2 separate regions of the Homo sapiens genome follow, and region 2 is linked to region 1. Evidence: read pairs that join two places in POLR2A ChIA-PET (ENCODE). Cell type or tissue: endothelial cell of umbilical vein. All regions are shown on one strand. Each heading gives the region's core, and the rest is flanking DNA. Links, peaks and the distances in the headings are about the cores only.

Evidence for each region. ChIA-PET counts read pairs that join two places held together with the same protein. Peaks named below come from ENCODE experiments on the same cell type or tissue, not always from the same donor. Only the 100,000 strongest peaks of a DNase experiment are listed, where the experiment ranks them.
Region 2: POLR2A ChIA-PET joins it to region 1 with 5 read pairs; 2 of 35 experiments call an interaction of 5 or more read pairs at or near these places.

The regions. Positions count from the first base shown.
Region 1 is chr15:38,048,933-38,053,333 of GRCh38, reverse strand. All of the region lies in intron 2 of LINC02345 (long intergenic non-protein coding RNA 2345), which reads right to left. Among named protein-coding and RNA genes, the nearest start is that of LINC02345, 11 kb to the right of the region's middle. In endothelial cell of umbilical vein, for the core only: no CTCF peak of the experiment used is centred there; a DNase peak (open chromatin) is centred at 2,663; H3K27ac peaks cover 449 bases.
Region 2 is chr15:38,358,771-38,363,171 of GRCh38, reverse strand. No RefSeq gene overlaps it. Among named protein-coding and RNA genes, the nearest start is that of FAM98B, 93 kb to the left of the region's middle. In endothelial cell of umbilical vein, for the core only: no CTCF peak of the experiment used is centred there; no DNase peak of the experiment used is centred there.

The DNA.
Region 1 (4,401 bases), core at 271-4,270:
TTTCTAGATGATTCCATGTGTTCAGTCAGATGGAGAACCACCATCTAGACGATAATGGATTCTTTTTTTCTATTTCCTAGTCAAGGGTTATGTGTACATACTAGTTTCACCATTTGGGAAACACAGTAAGTAAGAAGAGAAAACAAGATCAGTAGTTCTCAAATACTGGTGAGTCAGGAAGGCTGCAAAAAATTATGAGGAGAGCCTGCTAAAAAATATAGCTCTGTAGGCTCCACCATTAGATTCTGCTATAGCAGCTCCAGGGCCAGGAAATCTATATATTTTTTAATTCCTCAGGTCCTCCTAATACACAACTGGTTTGGGAACCATCGGGCCCAGTGATCTCTGATGCTCCTTCCAACTTGTAGGATGTGAATTTCTGTGCTTAGTTATATAAGAGGTAAGTCACAATTTTAAGAATATTTTAAAAAGGCAATTGGTACTTCAAGATTAAGATATTATAAAAGGAATGTTATCAGCCAATAGGAATGGGCCTCAGTCAGGTGCTCGTTGATAAAAATTTGCTTACCTGTTTTACCCTCTCAGAAAGAGACATAATGATGTGCCCAAACAGTTTAATTATTTGCCCTCGGGAGTACTTGAAAAGGTTCTTCCTTTGGCCTCTTTATTTGCAACTGTAAGTTCTAGTTGAAAAGAACTAAAACGCTTCTCTCAAATGAGTTAGATGTAGTTTATCAAACTATGTATTATATACAGCAAATTGCAAATGAAATAAAGTATGGTCACAATCTGGTCTTGTATTTACTATTAATCCCTTTAAATTCTGGTGTTAATAATTCCATGCACTCATTCATTCTTTTGTTCATTTAGTCATTCACTCAGTAACGAATTTAAAGTTCTAACTATGAGCCAGGAACTGTTCTAGGCCCTGGGGATGGGGACACAGCAGCGAACATGAGTCTCCTTCCTTTCAAAGCTTACATTCTACTTGGGAAAGTTGGTAATAAATAACTAAAGTATTACATGATGTTAATTGTTAAGGAACATAAGACAATGTAAGGTGATAGAAAGTGGCAGGAGCTGGATGACAGTGTTATTTTTTATAGGTAATCAGGGAATGCTGCTCTGTTATGGTAATATGTTAGCAGAGACCTGAAGAAAGTTAGAGAAAAGTCATGGTGATATCTGGGGAAAGCGTATTATACAGAGGAAACAGCCAGTGCAAAAGTCCTGTGGCAGGAAGGTACTGGGTATGATCTAGGATCAGCAAGTGGCTACAGTGGCTTGCATGGAGTGAGTAAGGGTGGGATGTTGGAGATGGGTCAGAGAGTAGCAAGCCGTCATCATGGGGGCTTGACAGGCCAATTTTAAAGGCTTTGTATTTAACTCTGAGAATCAAGGGTGGATCCAGGATTTGTAGGGTTTGAAGCTTATAATCCTGAGGCTTTCTATAAGTAAAAGAATACAAAATTAGCTACGAACCTAATACTTATTTGGAATGAAAAAAATCATAATAATATCAGTTTTAAAAGATACTACACATACCACAAAATCCAAAAAAAAAACCCAAACCGTAATAATTTTACTAACTGTGACACCTCTCTGTATTACTTTTTTCTCCTTTTTTTTCTTTAAAGGTATAAACAAAGTTAGTTGCATTACTTTTTCCCTCTTCATTAGTTTACACTGAAATAACTGATTATTCATATTATTTTCTAACATCATTTTCTATAGGAAGAACTGAAGATAATTCAGTCTTTAGCTTGTTGGGACAAAATTTATCTTTTTATTGTTGATTTCATGGAAAAAACCTTCTTTAATTTTATAACTCATTACTGCTAATGCTATGTATGTTTTTTAGAATTGTCGTCAATTTGAGAAAACTTTTCTCAACTTTCTTTCTTTATATGACCATAAGATTTGTAAGAATTTTCTGTGTACTCGCTTCTGGCTGCATATATTTCAACCCCCTTTTCTCCTCTACTAGCCACATATTTCTGGTATGATGAAGACAAGTTCTTATTTTATAATCTCAGGCTGTGAACTTTAATGTCACAACATAGATTGGTACAGAGAATGGCAGAAGTATTCCTGGAAGCCATTCCAACACCAGGAAAATTTTTACACTGAAGTAACTGTGAACCACAATAATACATCCTACTAACCCAAACTAAATGCTTCTCCAATTCAACTTCTCCTTCCCTGGGCCCTAAAGTGTCTGTCTATTCTCACACCACTTGACTTAAAGAGAAATGTGACAGAGGGAAATAAGCAATAAAGAGCTTTGGTAAAAATATCTCATATTTGCAAATTTTAAAAAAAAATGACCACATGAGCACATTGCCAGAGCCCCTTCCAGGGCCTTGGAAGAGCCCTGTGCAATGAGGGGCCCTCAATCTGCAGATTTATTAGCTTCAAGAATGATCAACCTCTGGTGAAATGTGAAGTCACTGGAGGGTTTTGAGCAAAGTATTAACATGACCTAATTTCTGTTGTAAAAGGATAATTTTTTCTGGGGAGTAGAATATAGGGGAGCAAGCCTGGAAGCAGAGAGACCAGTCAGAGGCCTGAAGTTTAGGTTGCAAAAGAAAAGCAAAAACGCAGACATAACTCATTCTGGGTGTTCTAGGAAAGCTGACTCGATTACTCATTAAGCTATTGATTTCCTAACAATTCATGCCTGCCTGTGTCAGCTTTGTTTCCTTTCTTAGCTACTGTTGAGTCAGCAATTGTACAGCATTCTCTTGATCTTTTCTCTTCTCATTGTCTTTAAAGTTCAAGTTTTATCAACAATATTTTTGTTATTATAGCGATTTCTCTTCCTATTTGCTGCTGCCTAGATGCCTACAGTGCTGGGTGAATGATAGGCCTTTACCTACACTATTTCAGTTCACAGTATCATTGCTATCTGTGTCTGGGTTGAGAACTTCCCAGGAGAACTCTTTCCTATTATTTAGAAACCCTTTAGAACCTGGTAATTTATCACTTCATATTATTGTATATCCCTTTGCCTGATGAAGAACTATCCAACTCACATCTTCAAGGCCTTTAGAGTTTAATAATTTTATTACATTTTGGGGGAAGTTAACTTTATGTTGTGTTGCATTAGAACAGGGATTGGCAAACCTGTTTTATAAAGGGCCATCCAGAAAATATTTTAGACTTTGTGCACCATATGGTCTCTGTCAGAACTACTTAACAATACTATTATAGCAGCAAAGCAACTATAGACAATTACGCAAACAAATGAGAAAATGGCTGTATTCAATATACTTTTATTTACATAAACAGGCCTCAGGGCCGGATTTGGCCTGCAGGTTGCAGTTTGCTGACTCCTGCTTTAGCAATTTCCTCTAGCTGTTTCATGTTATGTGTCCCAAATCTTAATCTCACGTCACCCCATGAGTCTAGAGTCTCCGTCTTTAAAATGAGGACCCTAATATATGTCCTGTGTGCTACATAGCATTGTTTTAAGGGTCTAATGAGACATTAGTTATAGAAATCTGCTAAAATTTTAAAGTGGCATATGTCTGTATATTTCTTTCTCTTTCCTACCACCCTACAACACATTTCCCTGCCTCCCACTCCACCTAAAACACATGTATAAACATTCAATCACAGAGGAAAATTATGGCTTGTTATCTTATTCTTCTCCTGAGCTTTGTGGTGAATGCTGGCTTCCCCAAACATCACCAAACTACCTATAATGGCACAAAGCTGAGTTTGTTCTTACCATGGTAAGAGAGACCATAATGTAGACATAGTCTTAACAGAGCCTCAAAAGAGGGAAGGCAAAGTCAGGAAATTTATTGAAATTTTAGAGACTTAGAGACTCATCTAGATGAAAGTGGGTCTTTCAACGCAGGGCTTGGTTAGAGTTGGATATGGATTATGATACAACAGGTTAGGGTTAATGGACACAATGAGGTGAGAATTCTGACGAGGGGTTCAAAGAGTCTTGGGGTATACATTATCATTTAATGCTTTCTATTGAAAATTGATTGGTATTTCAGGAAGTTGCTGGAATAAAAAATAAATTCATTTTTAACTTTTATTTTTATGAGCAAATTTCCTGGAATAGTAAAATTACGTTTATGACCACTTTGAAGTAGTAAAGTCATGTTAATATAGTCAGTAAGCTGTGTGGATGTAGATGATTTTGATTTTGTCTTAAAAAGAATATTGGAGACATTCTGTGAGAAAAAGACAAGGAAACGTAGATAGGATTGCAGGTTTTACTTAGCAAAGAGCAGAGAATAACTAGCAGAAAAGAAGACAATGCTATAGAGAAGAGGGGAAGAAGGGGCCAGGATGTAAAGGGTGTGTCAGCCAAAGTTTAAGGAAAATTTTGAAATAGAAGAGAAACTTTGGGGGACTAGAAACTAGGATATAAGTTATGGCAAGAATGTCAAAAATCAGAAAAGAGAATATTAAACCTAT
Region 2 (4,401 bases), core at 244-4,243, 310 kb before region 1:
AATAAAATAGATAGGGTTGGACGCGATGGCTCACGCCTGTAATCCCAGCACTTCGGGAGGCCGAGGCGGATGGATCATGAAGTCAGGAGATCGAGACCATCCTGGCTAACATGGTGAAACCCTGTCTCTACTAAAAATACAAAAGTTAGCCGGGCGCGGTGGCAGGGGCCTGTAGTCCCAGCTACTCCGGAGGCTGAGGCAGGAGAATGGCGTGAACCCGGGAGGTGGAGCTTGCAATGAGCCGAGATCGCGCCACTGCACTCCAGCCTGGGCGACAGAGCAAGATTCCATTTCAAAAAGAAAAAAAGAAAAAAAAAGAAAAGAAAAGAAATAAAATAGATAGTAATTTATTCCTGGTTAAAACATCACGCATTATTAAGTTTGCTTTTACTAAAAATTAAGTGGAGAAAATTAAAAGACTAAGAAAAGTATTCATATTGAAAATAATGGGTTTTAAATACTTAAGAGGAAATAGTTTCTAATAAGATGCACACAGGTTAAACCTATGTCGTCAGAAGTGGAGATGACTTTAATCAACTGCCGATCAAACTACAGGGAGTAATGGGTAAGTGCCAGCATTTGCTAAGCACAATGGACTTAATGCTGCCCCATTACAAGGAAGCAAATAAAGGCCTCTTTGTTAGAATATAAGGCATTGCAGAAACAGGCTACAGAGGCTCACACTGACCTTCTAGTTAGTCATTTTCTTTCTAAAAATTTCTAAGCATAGACTTAACATTTTTAAGTGGCTTTGATATTGATGGGCGTCATGAAAGTAACCACACAGTCAGTCCTTCAAAGATTTAGTATACTTGAGTGTTATTTATGGGTAAGATAGGTCAGTGAGTATACCAGAAAATGCAGAATAAGAGAAAATACAAAGACAGAAATTTGAAGGGAAAAAAGAGACAATGCAGGTTGAGCAAAAATAATAAATAGAAATAAAAGAAGACAGACCAGGGATTTAAGAAGGGGACAATGGAGATGAACCCCACAGGAGTAGAATGGAAGCCAGGAAAGAATGGGAAGCAGATAGACCAGGGTTTGAATTTTAGCTCTCACACTTAAGAACATAGCTAAGTTTCTCAATTTTTATATGCCTTGTTTCATGTGTGAAATGGAAGTAACCATGCCTACATTACAAAAGTATTGAGTAATTAAGTAATATATGTGAATGTGTTCAACACATTGTCTGGTACCTAACAGGCATACAATAAATGTTAAATTCTCTTTCCTCATTACTTGTACACAAAATACAAGTAGGAAGGAAAGGAGGAGAATAAGGAAAATAATTGTCCAATTAAGAAAAAACAACAATTAATCCTAAAACTATGATAATGGAAAAGATGAATATTCAGTGAACATAAAGTAATGAATCTTTCTAAAAATAAAAGACCCTGAGGTGAGTGAGTAGAAGTAGGAAAGCTGTTATAGAAGTATAGGCAAGAGATCATTCAACCTTGGACTGAGATGGCAGTGGTGCCCATGGTGAGGACTATTCAGGATTGAAATTTATTTTTAAGTTGAATCTCTCGTTGGTCTGTATTTAAAGCATGAAGCAAAAAGATGAAATCTCTGAACAACTGGGTGAATTATGATCATTTCTTAAAATAAAGCATCCTGGAGGTGGAGCAGGTTTGGAGGGGAAAATCAGTTCTGTTTTGGCCTCATTAAAACTGAAATGCCAGTGAGACCCCCAGTAGGTATGTCAAGTAGAAGATCTAAATGTGGATACCACAAACAGAAATAGGGCATTTAACTCTCTAAGCAGGGAGTATTGCTAGAGAGAGTTTATTGCTGCACCCTGAAGAATTCCAGCTTGTAGTGCTTAGAGAAGTGACAAGTGAAATTTGAGGAAACAAGGATAGTGTAGCATCAAGGAAGAATGTGCCAAAAGTTGCTCAGTGAGGTGAGGTCTAAAAAACATCCATCACATTTAGACATGTGGAGGCAGTCAGGGGCCCTGTAGAGAGCATTTCAGCAGAATGCTTAGGACAAAGCCTCAGGTAATACAATACCACCCCAACAAGATCTGAAACCAGCCTGTAATCCCAGCACTTTGGGAGGCCGAGGCGGGAGGATCACGAGATCAGGAAATCGAGACCATCCTGGCTAACACGGTGAAACCCCGTCTCTACTAAAAATACAAAAAATTAGCCAGGCGTGGTGGCGGGTGCCTGTAGTCCCAGCTACTCGGGAGGCTGAGGCAGGAGGATGACTTGAACCCAAGAGGCAGAGCTTGCAGTGAGCCGAGATCATGCCACTGCACTCCAGCCTGGGCTACAGAGTGAGACTCCGTCTCAAAAAAAAAAAAAAAAAAAAAATCTGAAACCAGTATTGGGTTTTCTTTCCTTTTGAAAGGCCAAATAACAGATTGCAAAATTTCCCACTTGAAAACCTTCCAGTGAATTCCTATTACCCTCAGAATAAAAGCTGAACTCTTTACCACGACTTCCAGATTCCCAGAAGATCTGGCACTTGTGGTCTTACCTCCATCCAAGAGCAGCCTCACCCAGCCCTTCCAGCCCTACTAGCTTCTTGCTCTTCATTAAGAAGCCAAGTTCCCTTCTATTAAGAGCCTTTGCATTCATTCTCCTCTAACCTGCGTGGTTCCTTCCCCACTTATGTGCATAGCCTTCCCTGACTACTGTATATGAAACCTCTTTGGGAGGCCGAGGCGGGCAGAGCACCTGAGGTCAGGAGATCGAGACCAGCCTGACCAACACGGAGAAACCCCATCTCTCCTAAAAATACAAAAATTAGCCGGGCTTGGTGGCTCATACCTGTAATCCCAGCTACTTGGGAGGCTGAGGCAGGAGAATCGCTTGAACCCGGGAGGCGGAGGTTGCGGTGAGCCGAGATTGCGCCACTGCACTCCAGCCTGGCAACAAGAGCGAAACTCCGTCTCAAAAAGAAAAAAAAAAAAACAACCATACCTCCTCCACATCCTTTAGGTAGTCAAGCTTACCTGGAGATTTCTTTTTCCTATGAAAGAAATCTACACTAGGTAGGCTATTTCTGATCTTGCTTTGGCAAAAAGTGAGTTGGAAAAGGCAAAGAAAATCTTTTGAATACAGGCTCACATGATTACAGAGCTACTGACTTACTTAAAATGCTACCAGCGACAAGATTCCAATGGTTTCCAGTAAGGGACTCTTCATTCACCTACGCTCTAAGACAAAAACCCACGACAACAAATAAGATAATACGTTTAAAATTACTTAGAAAAAATAATGGGTTTGAGGAAAAGTGAAAATGAAGTTTAAAGTTTACCATTTCTATAAGTTTGTACTCCATAGTTCAACTTAGTCTTAATTTTCTAGTTGGTCCTAGGTCCTGCGGTGTTCTTTCAAGTCACCATCATCTGATTCTGCAATCCCACTGTAAACCATTTTTAGATTTTGTCTAGATCTGGGAATATCTCAATCTGAAGATCACTTTTTAGTTACAGTATGAAGTATTTTCACCTTCTTAATCACATTTAAAATACAGACTATCTCTTATTAAAAATAATGGCATCCAAGTGATTCATTCAATGCCTACCTTCTAATGTCAATAGTGAGAAGACTTCTACTAAGATAGTTACAGTGGGGATAGAAGAACATGGACAGACTTGAGGGATACTTAAGAAACAGAACTGTAGGAAATTGAGAACCAATAGTGAAAAGTAAGGGGAAATGAGAAAATAAAGATGAAGGCCAGGTGCAGTGGCTCATGCCTGTAATCCCAGCACTTTGGGAGGCCGAGGAGGGTGGATCACTTGAGCTCAGGAGTTTGAGACCAGCTTGGGCAACATAGCAAGACTCTGTTTCTACTAAAAATAAATTTTTTTTTTCTCTAATGACCTGGTTTCTGGCTTAGCCCACTGGATAGGCAGTGGTGTCACCTCAAGGCAGAGAGAAAAAAGGTTTGAAGAATGGGGGAAATATGTCAGTTTTGGGCATATTGAATTTAAGGTACTTGCAAGAAATGTATTTTAGGCAGTTGGATATAGAGTTTAGTACAGATTGTGTTACTGTGTATGTTAAGTGAATGACAACCTTGCAGTAGTATCTAAACCTTCTTGGATCCATTACTACATTTATAAAATGAGGGTGTCGTACTGATCTTTAAGGTGCCTTTCAGCCCTAAAACTTCAGTGAATTCAACTTTATCATTTTATTATTTAAATAATTTGGTTTGGATCCCCATTTTCTTCTTAGACTCTAGAGAATCATGTTATTGTTAGCACTTTAGTTCAGCAGTTTTAAACAAAAACTATTAACCAGTTAGAAGCTTGTGAATTCATACAACTTTGTTTTCTCTTAAATTTTAAGGGATTGCGAATCATTTGCTTCCCCTACCAACGGAAGACATATATTCAAGCTTGCTGGACTTTCTTTGGATGAATACAAGAATTTT